3 separate regions of the Homo sapiens genome follow, and all the other regions are linked to region 2. The links are chromatin contacts, found by Hi-C or POLR2A ChIA-PET in ENCODE. All regions are on one chromosome and are shown on one strand. Each heading gives the region's core, a stretch centred on a gene start or an enhancer-like site at or near the end of the contact. The rest is flanking DNA. Distances are from core to core; before and after follow the strand shown. Region 1 overlaps EPS15 (epidermal growth factor receptor pathway substrate 15). Region 2 overlaps EPS15 (epidermal growth factor receptor pathway substrate 15). Region 3 overlaps EPS15-AS1 (EPS15 antisense RNA 1).

What was found. A loop is a pair of places that touch in the nucleus more often than their neighbours do. ChIA-PET counts read pairs that join two places held with the same protein, here RNA polymerase II (POLR2A). Pooled maps may share reads with other maps.
Region 1: a loop to region 2 is called in a map with no recorded cell type, with 2.4 times the contacts of the local background. The contact joins two enhancer-like sites. A Hi-C loop is called at or near these places in 1 of 168 maps with a recorded cell type or tissue (HL-60/S4), 13 of 37 single-sample maps with no recorded cell type and 11 of 50 pooled maps. POLR2A ChIA-PET finds 5 or more read pairs at or near these places in 15 of 52 experiments (AG04450, BJ, GM12878 and 11 more).
Region 3: a loop to region 2 is called in a pooled map, with 2.2 times the contacts of the local background. The contact joins two enhancer-like sites. A Hi-C loop is called at or near these places in 2 of 168 maps with a recorded cell type or tissue (CD8-positive, alpha-beta T cell and endothelial cell of hepatic sinusoid), 2 of 37 single-sample maps with no recorded cell type and 10 of 50 pooled maps. POLR2A ChIA-PET finds 5 or more read pairs at or near these places in 7 of 52 experiments (H1, HEK293, PC-3 and 3 more).

The regions. Positions count from the first base shown.
Region 1 is chr1:51,432,393-51,436,387 of GRCh38, reverse strand. The region is part of intron 12 of EPS15 (epidermal growth factor receptor pathway substrate 15); the gene reads left to right. Among named protein-coding and RNA genes, the nearest start is that of EPS15-AS1, 84 kb to the left of the region's middle. Within about 2 kb of position 2,592, at least 3 of the 41 ENCODE cell types and tissues checked have a DNase peak (open chromatin) inside an H3K27ac peak, as active enhancers do.
Region 2 is chr1:51,489,748-51,493,972 of GRCh38, reverse strand. The region is part of intron 1 of EPS15 (epidermal growth factor receptor pathway substrate 15); the gene reads left to right. Among named protein-coding and RNA genes, the nearest start is that of EPS15-AS1, 26 kb to the left of the region's middle. Within about 2 kb of position 2,317, at least 4 of the 41 ENCODE cell types and tissues checked have a DNase peak (open chromatin) inside an H3K27ac peak, as active enhancers do.
Region 3 is chr1:51,533,332-51,537,948 of GRCh38, reverse strand. All of the region lies in intron 1 of EPS15-AS1 (EPS15 antisense RNA 1), which reads right to left. It also overlaps a transcript of OSBPL9 not described here. Among named protein-coding and RNA genes, the nearest start is that of EPS15, 16 kb to the right of the region's middle. Within about 2 kb of position 2,737, at least 6 of the 41 ENCODE cell types and tissues checked have a DNase peak (open chromatin) inside an H3K27ac peak, as active enhancers do.

The DNA of each region.
Region 1 (3,995 bases), core at 1,343-3,842, 58 kb after region 2:
TTAGCCTTTGTCTTTTATCTGGATCATGGCTGTAACCTCCTCATTGGCTCTCTGCTTTGAGCCTTTTCCTCCTTTGGACCATCCTACTTCCAACTGATATATAAAATACAACTCAGATCCCTCAGTGACTTCCCATCTCCAACTGAATCCAGTTCACTTCTTTGAACATGGTGTAAAGGCTCTTCCTTCATGGTGTTCTCTTGGCATTCTGACCGTTCTGTCTTAGCCACCTCTCACAGTATGCTGCCCTGTGGTACTAAAAAGCTATTTGAGAACAGATACAGTGTGTTTGCTCTTTGTACTCTGAGTGTTCAGTACAGTACTCGAATCTACTATTTCAGCTTTGTTCCCTTTCTCCAGTCGTATGATAGATGGGTTTATTACCTCTTACTTCAACATACCACCACTTTTATTCTTCTATGCCTCTGATCCTACTGTTCGCCTTTGCCTGGAGCATACCTTTTACCTTATAAAGTTTTGTTCATGTTCAAGACCCGTCTTAAATATTGTCTCTTCTGTCAAGCCTTCCATGAAATCTTCAGATTACTTTTCTTTCCTCTTCTTCCAGAGGCTTTATTCGTTTATTGTAGTATTTCTACTGTTTAACTATAGTAATTTATATTGCTTTTTTGGTAAATTTTTAATTCCTAAGGGCAAGAGCTATGTCTTGTTCATTTTGATAGGCCTAGAAATTAACACACACATTACTTAACACCGAGGAATAGGCTAGTTGGTTGAATGAATGACGCAAAGTATGTTATAAATATTAGAATATTTCCAAGACTTACTTCCTGCAAAGTTTATGGCAGAATAGAAGCCATGTGTTAAATGTTGAACTAAGGCAAAGACCTTCTGAATAATAGCTTATTTTGAAGACTATAGGAAAGGATTTTAGGCCGGACACAGTGGCTCACACCTGTAATCCCAGCACTTTGGGAGGCTGCAGCGTGTGGATCACCTGAGGTCAGGAGTTTGAGACCAGCTTGGCCAACATGGCGAAACCTCATCTGTACTAAAAATACAAAAATTAGCCAGGCGTGGTGGCGCATGCCTATAATCCCAGCTACTCAGGAGGCTGAGACACGAGAATCGCTTGAACCTGGGTGGCAGAAGTTGCAGTGAGCCGAGATCACTCACAGCCGAGATCACTCCAGCTTAGGCAACAGAGTGAGACTCAGTCTCAAAAAAAGAAAAAAGAAAAAAGAAAAAGAAAAGGATTTTATATATAAAAGGTTTTTGAATCCTCACAGGAACATTAAGGTTAGTGGGCTGATTTTTTTTTTTAAATATTCTGCAGACTTAGTTTTTCTTTTTTTTCACATGTTTAAAAATTGTGATAAAATACACATAACATAGTAATTTATCATCTTAACCATTTTTAAACATACAATTCAGTGGTATGAAATATATTCACATGGCCAGGCACAGTGGCTCATGCCTGTAATCCCAGCACTTTGGGAGGCTGAGATGGGTGAATCACCTCAGGTCAGGAGTTCGAGACCAGCCTGCCCAACATGATGAAACTCCGTCTCTACTAAAAATACAAAAATTAGCTGGGCATGGTGGCAGGTGCCTGGAATCCCAGTTACTCAGGAGGCTGAGGCAGCAGAATCGCTTGAACCCGGGAGGTGGAGGTTACGGTGAGCCGAGATTACGCCACTGCACTCCAGCCTGGGAGACAAGTGCGAGACTCCGTCTCAAAAAAAGAAAAAGAAATATATTCACAGTGTTGTGCAACCATCATCACCATTCATTTCCAAGACTTTTCATCTTACAAAACTGAAACCCCATACCCATTAAACAATAACTCCCCATACTCTACTCCCTCCCATTTTCCCCGCCCTTCCTCATAGCAGCCACCATTCTATTATACTTTCTATCTCTATGATTTTGACTACTGTAACTATCTCATATAAGCAGAATCGTGAGATATTTGTCTTTTTATGACTATCTTATTTCACTCAGCATAATATCCTCAGGGTTCTTCTGTGTTGTGGCATATGTCAGAATTTCCTTCCTTTTTCAGGCTGAATAATAATTCCATTGTACTTACATACCACATTTGTTTACCTGTTCATCTATTGATGGACATTTGGGTTGTTTCCACATTTTAGCTATTATGAATAACGCTGCTATGAACATGAACATACAAATACCATTTCAAGACCCTGCTGTCAGTTCTTTGGAGTATATTTGCAAAAGTGGAATTGCTGAATCATGGTAATTGCAGACCTGTTTTTGTGTCAAGGATTTCCTTTGAAAATCTGATGAAGACTGTTATACCCTGCCCACAGAAAAAAAGAACATGTATATCTGTGATACTATTTTGTATTTATTTCAGGAGTTCCCAGACACTTAAAAACTATCTGTGGACCCATTCTTGAGAGCTGTTGCTGTGACAGTAAAATGCCTCAGTTAGAGAAGTTCTTGGCAGTGGAAAAGATGAAACTACTAAGAGAGTGCTTCAGTCACTTGGATAATGTGGTAGTGGTAAATTATGCTGAGGCAGGAGTTAATATTTTGTCATCTACTAGCTTCCATTTCCTTCCTGTCTCTGTCCTTTTAGCAAGAACATCAGGAAGTTAAAGCCACATCCTGTCAGGCCTGTTTGTTATCCTGGTCTTGGGCCAGTAAACAGGATAGATAATTAGAATAATAGTTATCAGGCATTGTACTGTGCCTTCTTTATGTAAGTTCACTTGCTGAGCTCTTGTAACATCCCTGAAGGGTAATAACTTTATTTCAGTTTTTCAGATGAAGAAATGAACTAGTCTTCATTTCCACGAAGTTTTCCCTGATTATCTACCTCAGCTCAGAGAGCACTCAATTTCCTTCTCTCCCAGTAGATTCTCGACTCTGTGTGATGGCACAGGCCAACTCTTACTTCTAATGAGGCAATATAGTGTAGTATTTCAGAGCATGGGCTTTTTAACCAGATTTCCAGATTGCCTGACATGACCTGGATATACTTAACTATCTGTACCTCAGTTTATTTATCTGTAAAATGGAAATATGAATAACCATGTACAATGCTTAACGCAATGCTTGGAACATAGTAAGTTCTCAATACATGTTAGTATTTATCATCATCATCCCCAACACCGAGTTCAGCACTTAGAGTACAGGATTTACTCAATAGCTGTTCACTAAATATTGGTTGGAGTAGCTGAATGAACTTTCTTTCTCTAGTTGAAGAGTGAATGGAACTATGTAGCCAGGTAGCCAGATTCTGTGTTCCTAAATATATAGACCTCTACTTCAGTCATATTCAAGAACCGATTTTTTAAAATTTCTAAATCCTAGCATATGGTTCAAATTTTTAAAAATTCTATGTTTTTGTTTTAGTTCAGTTCAAATATCATTAGAAACCATTATGTCTGGAGAGTTCATTGCTTATATTATCAAATCTGGAGCTCTTTTGCTTATGATCCAACTTGATGTGTTTGTGACCCTCTAAAGATCTGTGACACTGACACTAAAAGGTCTCTTTTGTGACTCTGCCTTAAGAATGGTATTACTGGTTAAATAATTGAAGCTCTAGGTTGCGGTGTGCATTTCTTTGATAGTAAGGAGGCAGCCTAATTCATTTTCACATAAAGTGTATAGATCATCATTAAAACCTCTGTTTTGGGAGACTCTCCTTACTTGAAAACCTCCTTGCTAAAGTCTGAACCTGTGCTGTCCAGTATAGTAGCCACTAGCTGTGTGGTGATTGAGCACTTGAAATATGGCTAGTCCAATTTAAGATGTGTTGTTAGTATAAAATATACTGGATTTCAAAGATTTAGAATGAAAAAAAATGTAAAATATCTTAGTATTTTTCATCTTTATTACATTTTGAAATATTACATTAAAATAAATTTCACTCATTTCTTTTTATTTTTTAATGTGTGCCTGTTAGATCATTTAAAAATTACTTAGGCTGGGCATGGTGGCTCACATCTGTAATCCCAGGACTTTGGGAGGCCAAGGCAAGAGAATTGCTGAGGCCAGGA
Region 2 (4,225 bases), core at 1,068-3,567:
TGAAAGTTAACATGAAAAGGAAGAGGAGAGAGTAATTTAGTTGAAAGTTAAGAGCCTCAGCTGGGCACCGTGGCTCATGCCTGTAATCCCAGCACTTTGGGAGGCCGAGGCTGGTGGATCACCTGAGGTCAGGAGTTCATGACCAGCCTGGCCAACATAGTAAAACCCCGTCTCTACTAAAAAAAATACAAAAATTAGCCAGGCGTGACGCCTGTAATCCCAGCTACTCGGGAGGCTGAGGCAGGAGAATCGCTTGAACCCAGAAGGCGGAGGTTGCAGTGAGCCGAGATCGTGCCATTGCACTCCAGCCTGGGCGACAGAGGGAGACTCTGTCCTCCCATCCACCCCCCAAAAAAAGAAAGTTAAGAGCCTCAAAAGAATAGAGCTTTATTTTTATTTATTTATTTATTTATTTATTTATTTATTTATTTATTTATTTATTTAATTTGAGACTGAGTCTTGCTCTGTCGCCCAGGCTGGAGTGCAGTGGTGCGATCTCGGCTCACTGCAAGCTCCGCCTCCTGAGTTCATGCCATTCTCCTGCCTCAGCCTCCAGAGTAGCTGGGACTACAGGCGCCCACCACCACGCCTGGCTAATTTTTATTTTTTTGGAGGATGGAGTCTCGCTCTGTCATCCAGGCTGGAGTGCAGTGGCGCGATCTTGGCTCACTGCAAGCTCCGCCTCCCGGGTTCACGCCATTCTCCTGCCTCAGCCTCCCGAGTAGCTGGGACTACAGGCGCCCACCACCACGTCTGGCTAATTTTTTGTATTTTTAGTAGAGATGGGGTTTCACCATGTTAGCCAGGATGGTTTCAATCTCCTGACCTCATGATTCGCCCGCCTTGGCCTCCCAAAGTGCTGGGATTACAGGCGTGAGCCACTGTGCCTGGCCTTTTTTTTGTATTTTTAGTAGAGACGGGGTTTCACTGTGTTAGGCAGGATGGTCTCGAACTCCTGATCTTGTGATCCGCCCGCCTTGGCCTCCCAAAGTGCTGGGATTACAGGCGTGAGCCACCGCGCCCGGCTGTTGTTTTTGTTTTTTAAAACAAGAAGTTAAATAGTGTAATGTGGACAAGCTGCTGGTGAGCAAAGAGGAGTTTATTCACATTTCTAAAACCTGAGATAGGCAGGTCGTTAAAACCTGACAGCTGCCATTTGAGGGGCTACAAAGGAGGTGAGAGGATTTTTATAAATTCGTATATTAGTCATTCATGCTTAAAGATCATGCTTCTTCCACTGATCTGTTTTTTTTGTTTGTTTGTTTGTTTTTTTGGCCTACCTAGAATGATGTATATAGGGCTCACTAAGTCTTCTGATGAAAGACCCAAGCTATACTTTGCTTTCATTCTGTCTCTATGTCACCTAGATTTTTGATCAAATTGAGTTGTATTCAATTAAAAACTGGCCCATTACTGGTTTGAGTTGGTGATATGGTCTTTACATCCATCGTTTTTCAGTAGTATTTTCTGTACTATCTCTTTGAAATTCTTTTGTCTATTCTAAAGTCCCTTTCTTCTTTCATTTTTGAAAGAAGTGAATCTCCAGAGCAAATATATTTTTTTATCTGGATTTTGAAAACTTTCTTTAGAATACTGTATTTACAGTATTCCTAGGTCTTTGCCTGCTAAGTCAATTTGTAATGTTTTGTTATGGAACAAACATGAGATGTTAGCGTGTTTGCAGAAGGTAGCATTACAATTTTTACTAGAATTTAAGCCCTTGAAGGCAGGAGCCCTATCTGATTATTTTAACTCCAGACACCTTAACCTATTGTCTTGTACCTAGAAAGCATCCAGTTTATGTCTATTAAATTATTAAATGAGGGCCAGGCACAGCGGCTCATGCCTGTAATCTCAGCACTTTGGGAGGCCGAGGCAGGTGGATCACTTAAATCCAGGAGTTTGAGACCAGCCTAGGCAACATGGTGAAAACCCATCTCTACAAAAAATACAAAAATTAGCTGGGTGTGGTCCCATCTGCTTAGGAGGCTGAGGGAAGAATCACTTGAGCCCCGGAGGTGGAGGCTGCGGTGAGTGGAGATTGTGCCACTGCACTCCAGCCTGGGCAACAGACTGGGCAACACTCTGTCTCAAAAAAAAAAAAAAAAAAAAATTAAATGAGTTGGGAATTACAGAGCTGAGGAATATGTGCACTGTGCATTCTGTAAGGGAACTGCTCAAGTGGCTGCTTGTGTTTCCTTGACTCCCCACCCTCTCCAGTTCTAAAGGTGAGGACTGCCCAGGTGATTTGCCTTTCTCTGCCCCACCACGCCCTCCACCCTAGCTTTAGAGTTGTTCTCCTTTCTCAAATTTCTCTTATTACTAGCTTCTGTAATAAGCAAACAGCTTCCGGTTTCTATTTTCCTTGTCACTTTGGATTGCTGTTAATCACTATTGCTCCTTACTATTTTTCATTCTTCTGTTTACTCTTAGTTTTCATCCTGTTTTCTTTTACATTGTAAAATATACAAGCCTTTTCTAGATATGGATAGCCTATCAAAAGCTTCTAAATGTTCTGTCTTGCAAACTATAAACCTATGTGTATAAAAACATAGACTCTTGGTGTATTCATTTAGTACTTTGGCCTTAGGAGTTGCTATTCTATCTTTAAAGGGTGGTGGTGGTGGTTGAGGTGGGAGTTGAAAGGCTGTGGTGGCTAGTCCCCATTCTGATTTCTCAGCCCTCTTGAAAATGGAGTAATAGAAGGTGGAATTCTAAGTAGTTGAATTTTTATGTGTTAATATGTCAGAAATAATTTTATGGCAAATTACAGAAAATTGTGTGCATTAAGAGACTAAAAAATTTTTTAAAGAGCAAAACTAAAAAGAGTGGTTTATTTGAAGGGATAAAATCTATTCCATTGTCTTCCTTTTACTACCTGGCCCTGATTTGCCATCGCACAGTGTTCTTACTGCCTGATTTGCCACCTTCTCTCTACTTCACATTGGTCTTCAATACTGCCTTTTCATGGGAAGTTGCAAAAAGTAGTACCGAGAGGCTCTATGCACCCTTCATCCAATTTTCCCTAATTGTAACATCTTACATAACTACAGCAATAGCAAAAACAGGAAATTGACATTGGTATAACCCACAGACCTTATTTAAATTTTGCCGGTTTTATAGATACTCATTAGTGTGTTTGCATATATAGTTCTATCCATATGCAGTTTTATTATGTGTGGGTTCATGTAACTGTAAGCGTAATCAAAATAAAGACTTGCTCTGTCACAAAGATCCTTTGTGTTACCCTCTATAATCATACCCACTCCCCTCTCCATTTTATTAATTTATTTACTGACGACTCCCTAGTATCTGACCTTGTGATTAACTGAGAAAAGATTGGCATTATGTTTTAGAGGTTGTCTCTTTATTTTACTTTCACTTCTGTTTTTTTTTTTTTTTTTTTTTGAGATGGAGTCTCGCACTGTTGCCCAGGCGGGAGTGCAATGGCATGATCTCGGCTCACTGCAACCTCTGCCTCCCGGGTTCAAGCGATTCTCCTGCCTCAGCCTCCCGAGTAGCTGGGATTACAGGCACCCGCCACCACGCCCAGCTAATTTTTTGTATTTTTAGTAGAGATGGGGTTTCACCATGATGGTCAGGCTGGTCTTGAACTCCTGACCTCGTGATTTGCCCGCTTTGGCCGCCCAGAGTGCTGGGATTATAGGTGTGAGCCACCATGCCTGGCCTTCCACATTGTACTGTAACCATTTATAATAAGACTAAATCATTTAAAATTTCAGTTTATTTTGTGTGTTAGAGAATCTTGTACTCTCAAAGTCATGTACTCTAATATCTCCTCCCACATAACCCTCCCCTAAAAATGACACCAGAAATTCCATATGAGACAATTCTTGACATTTAATTATTAACCTATAAATTTCCTTAGTAACTGGGATCTTTTTTATTACTACTTGATACACTTTGGTGTTGATTTACTTATGTGTTAACATTTGCTAGATTATGCTGCACTAAGAAACAAGCCAAAATATGAGTAGCTTACAATAAGAAGGGTTTATTTGTTTTTCACGTTATAGGCTTCCTAGGAATCAGCTATGGTTCTGCTCTGTGATTCTTTCTCATTTGAGGATCCGGGCTGGAGGAGCAGTCCCTATTTGTGACATATTGTTCTCTTGGTAGAGAGAAAACAGTAAGACCTGTCAGAAACACACAATAGCTGTTGAAGCTTCTACTTGGAACTGGAACTTTCTCCCAGATTCAGTGG
Region 3 (4,617 bases), core at 1,488-3,987, 44 kb before region 2:
ACTGTGGGAAAAGGGAGATGCAAATAAGGAATAGGAGAAAGAACCCTGTGGTGTTAAATTGGAATTAAAGTATCAGTAATGAATTATTAATTTAAAATGGTTGACCAGAGCTGGGTGCAGTGGCTCATGCTTGTAATCCCAGCACTTTGGGAGGCCAAAGTAGGAGGTTCACTTGAGGCCAGGAGATTGAGACCAGCCTGGGCAACATAGTGAGACCCCATCTCTATAAAGAATTTAAAAATATTAGCTGAGTGTAGTGGCGTGTAGTCCTAGCCTATTCCAGGGGCTGAGGTGATCTCAGGAGTTCATATCTGCAGTGAGCTATGATAGCATCACTGCACTCCAGTCTGGGCAACAGAGTGAGACCCTGTCTCTGTTAAAAATAATTATAATAATAATTAAACAAAATTAGGTTACTATTTTTCCCCTTTGGCTCTGTTTACTAAAATGGCCTAGAAGCAATTACACTCCAATAGGAATGAGCACATCTGATGCCCAAATCTTGGTTTCTAAATACCATTCCCCACTAAAGAGTAGCTCTTTGGAGAAATGGCTGATTTTCAGGACTAGGCAGTGAAAGTACAAGATAAGCCTGGAACATCTTATTATGCCAGAAAGCAAGGAGGTGTTAAAAAAAAGTGATGAAGACATGTCAAAAGGACACAGGAGCTAGTTTGAAGAGGCTCTCATTGGCCAAACCTGGGACAAGTTGAACATTTAAAAAATAATAAGGGTAATGTTTATAACTCATTAAATAAATTAAGAATACATTAGTTTATACTCATGATAATAATTAGAGAGAAGGAAACCTTCTTGCTTACAGTAGAATGCCAACTAAAAAATGTAGATGGAATGATAGAAGTAGAAAATCACCAGTTTGCAACTATCACAGTAATTGATTCAGACAAGAATTATCAATGAGTGTTGAAACCATTGGGCAAAAGTTTGAAGAGGAACAGGATATTTACATAGTTTCAAAGTCCCTCTCTACAGATTACCATTACTTACACAGGAAAAAATACTCTACAGTGAAGAAATCTGGTAGATACCACCTTAATCCGCTGATCAAAGTGAACACCATCAATAATGGGACCAAGTGACACCACGTTTCTCCCCATATGATGCACTGAGAAGGACACAACATCATATAACTAGGATTTCTTCCTGGAAAAATATGTAAATCCCTTCATGAGAAAACATGAGACAAAGCCAAACAGGGGGAGACACTACAGAACACCTGGCCAGTACTCTTTAAAAATGTGAATATCGTGAATAATAGTGAAAGACTGGGGAACTATTCTAGATTAAAGGACACTAAAGAGTTATAACAGGCTAGGTGTGGTGGCTCACACCTGAAATTCCAGCACTTTGGGAAGCAGAGACAGGAAGATCACTTTGAGGCTGAGAATTATAGGCCAGTCTGGGCAACATAACGAGACCCCACCTCTACAAAAATAATTTTTTAAAAAATTAGCCAGGCATAGTGGTGCGTGCCTGCGGTACTAGCTAGCTAGTCTGGAAGCAGGGGTGGGAGGATCGCTTGAGCCCAGGAATTCAAGGTTGTAAGTGAGCTGTAATTGAACCACTGCCCTCCAGCCTGGGTGACAGAGCGCGATCCTGTTTCTAAAAAATAATAATTAAAAGAAAAAAAACCTTTTTAAAAGTCATGACAGTTAAGTATAATGCATTACCTGGATCAGGCACTGGATCAGAACCTGATGGGGGAAAATACTGCTATATAGGACATTATCAGGCCAATTAGTGAAATTTGAGTATGGACTGTATATAAGCACTATGTCAATTTAAAATTTCTGGATTTGATTGTCATACTGAGTGGGTATGTAGGTATATAAGAGAATGTCCTTTTCTCAGAAAATACACATTGAAATATTTAAGGTATTAGGGGTAACTACTGCAATTCAAATGGCTCAGGAAAAAATATACATATCCATGTATATGCATGTAGGCATATGCCCACACATGAGAACTTCTGGGGCATCTGGGAATTCTTTGTAATATTTCTGCAGCTCTTCTGCAAGTTTGAGATTATTTCAAAGTAAAAAGTTAAAAAATAAAGTGTAAAGGTGGGCACGGTGGTTCATGCCTGTAATCCCAGCACTTTGGTAGACAAGGGCGGCGGGGTGGGGGGTTAACATTTGAGGTCAAGAGTTCGAGACCAGCCTGGCCAACATGGTGAAACTCTGTCTCTACTAAAAATATAAAAATTAGCCAGGTGTGGTGGCATCCTCCTATAGTCCCAGCTACTTGGGAGGCTGAGGCAGGAGAATCACTTGAACCCATAGGCAGAGGCTGAAATGAGCCAACATCAGCCCAATGCACTCCAGCCTGGGCGACAGAGTGAGATTATTATTTTGTTTTTAAAAAAAAATAAAAAGTAATAATAATAATAAAGCATAGATGAAGAAATAGAAACAGTATGGAGATAACTCTTTAGAAAATTTCACTGTGAATGGGAGCAGAGAAATGGAGCCAAAAATAGAGTCAGGGTCATAAGATAGCTCTTTAAAGACAGAAGAAACTAGGTTTGTTCACTGATCAGAGAACCAAGGTGGACTTCAGTCTCTCCCTTTCAAGACGAGGGGCTTAGATCAGACATCCTGTAAGGGCCTTTCCACCTCAGGCCCTTTGTGACTCTATGACTCTCCTACCCTCTCCTAGATGCCTAGAGTTCTTCTGAAAACATGTTTTATTCCTTAAACTGCAACCAGGAAAAGACATTTGGGCCACCACCACTTGAGGGCAGTAGAAAATGATGCTGCACGCAATTTGGTGGTTTTATTGTTTTGGCTGCTGGAAGAAAACAAAGGCCTTCACATGATTTACCCTCAAATGTCTTAGGGCAAATAAAGGTCCCGTGAACACACCACTTTTTCCAAATGTTTTAAACAAGAAAAGCCCAAGATAAGTTATAACAGGGGGTTGAGGAGTAAGAGGGTGAGAGGGTCTCACATCTTGAAAAAAGCTGGCACATACTGTAAGTTTAATAAAGAATAACTGATAACAGAAAAATTAGAGCCTGTCAGAATTGAAAGGGATCCTAGAGGAGGATGAATAGAGCCCCTTCGTTTTATAGGCAGGACCCTGGGTCCAGAGGAGAGAAGGGGCTTGCCCAAAGACACAGTGACATGGTAGAGAAATTAATGGTTTCAATACTTATCTGGCTAGCCTGTGAAGAGAGAGATTCTGATATTTTCAAATGACATAATAAACGTCACTTGCAAAAAGCGTGGCCCCATCACTGGTATTGGTACTGAGTTCTGAAAACACTGTGACAACACAGTTGTGAGGCTGTGTCTCTTGTGGCTTCCTCTCCCTGGGAGGATCTGACTGTTCACCTTTAATTCTTATCCACTTCAACGGGTCTGAATGCCCTGGACAGCATAGTTCTGATCCTATCCAACCCACTCCTCACCCCTTTCTGAGAGGAGCTTCAGACTGCTGAGGGATCTTAGACTTTCCTACCAACATCAGGGGATGAAGTTGAAGGCCATTTGGAAAAAAAAGTGAATGAGCATGTGACAGAACATTATTTGGAAAGAAACAACATTATCATTGCCATAGAGGGGAGATGATCTTAAAAAGACAATCAGAAAATCCAAAGCATAAAACTTCCCTAATATGACTTAAGGACATGATGGAGAATAAAATTACTAGACTGTTCAAAACAAAAAAACCAGTATGACTTCATAACATGATAAACAGCTGGGAGCATTTTTTTTTTTTTGAGATGTAGTCTCACTCTATCGCCCAGGCTGGAGTGCAGTGGCACGATCTCAGCTCACTGCAAACTCCTCCTCCCGGGTTCAAGTGATTCTTGTGCCTCAGCCTCCTGAGTAGCTGGGACTACAGCATGTGCCACCACTCCCCGCTAGTTTTTATATTTTTAGTAGAGATGGGGTTTCACCATGTTGGTCAGGCTAGTCTCGAACTCCTGACCTCATGATCCACCTGCCTCGGCCTCCCAAAGTGCTGGGATTACACGTGTGAGCCACTGCGCCCAGTCAGCATCAATTATTTAGAATAATAACCTCTAACCCCTAACCTCAGTATTATCTATTCCTCTGCAAAAAAAAAAAAAAAAAGAAAGAAAAAAGAAAAAACAAAAGAAAAAAAAATGCCCAGGCATTAGCCTGGCATTCAAAAATCCCTTGCCTGTTCCAGATAATTTTCTAGTCTCATGTCCTGCCATAGCTCCCACCCTGCACTCCAACCTCTGTTTTCTGAGCACTCATTGCAATGGTGTAACTGTGAACATTTATTCAGGCCATGTGCTGCATTTGCTCCATTTTGAGGCTCGATTCAAATGCCACCTGCTTTGGAGGCTTTCCTTGATCTGACCCTTACGTTTACTCGCAGATTCCTTTTGACTCCCACAGCCATTTCATCTACTTCCCTCTTTTTTTTTCTTTTCTTTCTCTTTCTTTCTTTTTTTTTTTTTTTTTGAGACAGAGTCTTGCTCTGTTGCCCAGGCTGGAGTGCAGTGGTGCAATTTCCACTCACCGAAACCTCCGCCTCCTGGATTCAAGTGATTCTCCTGCCTCAGCCTCCAGAGTAGCTGGGACTACAGGCATGCACCACCACGACCAGCTAATTTTT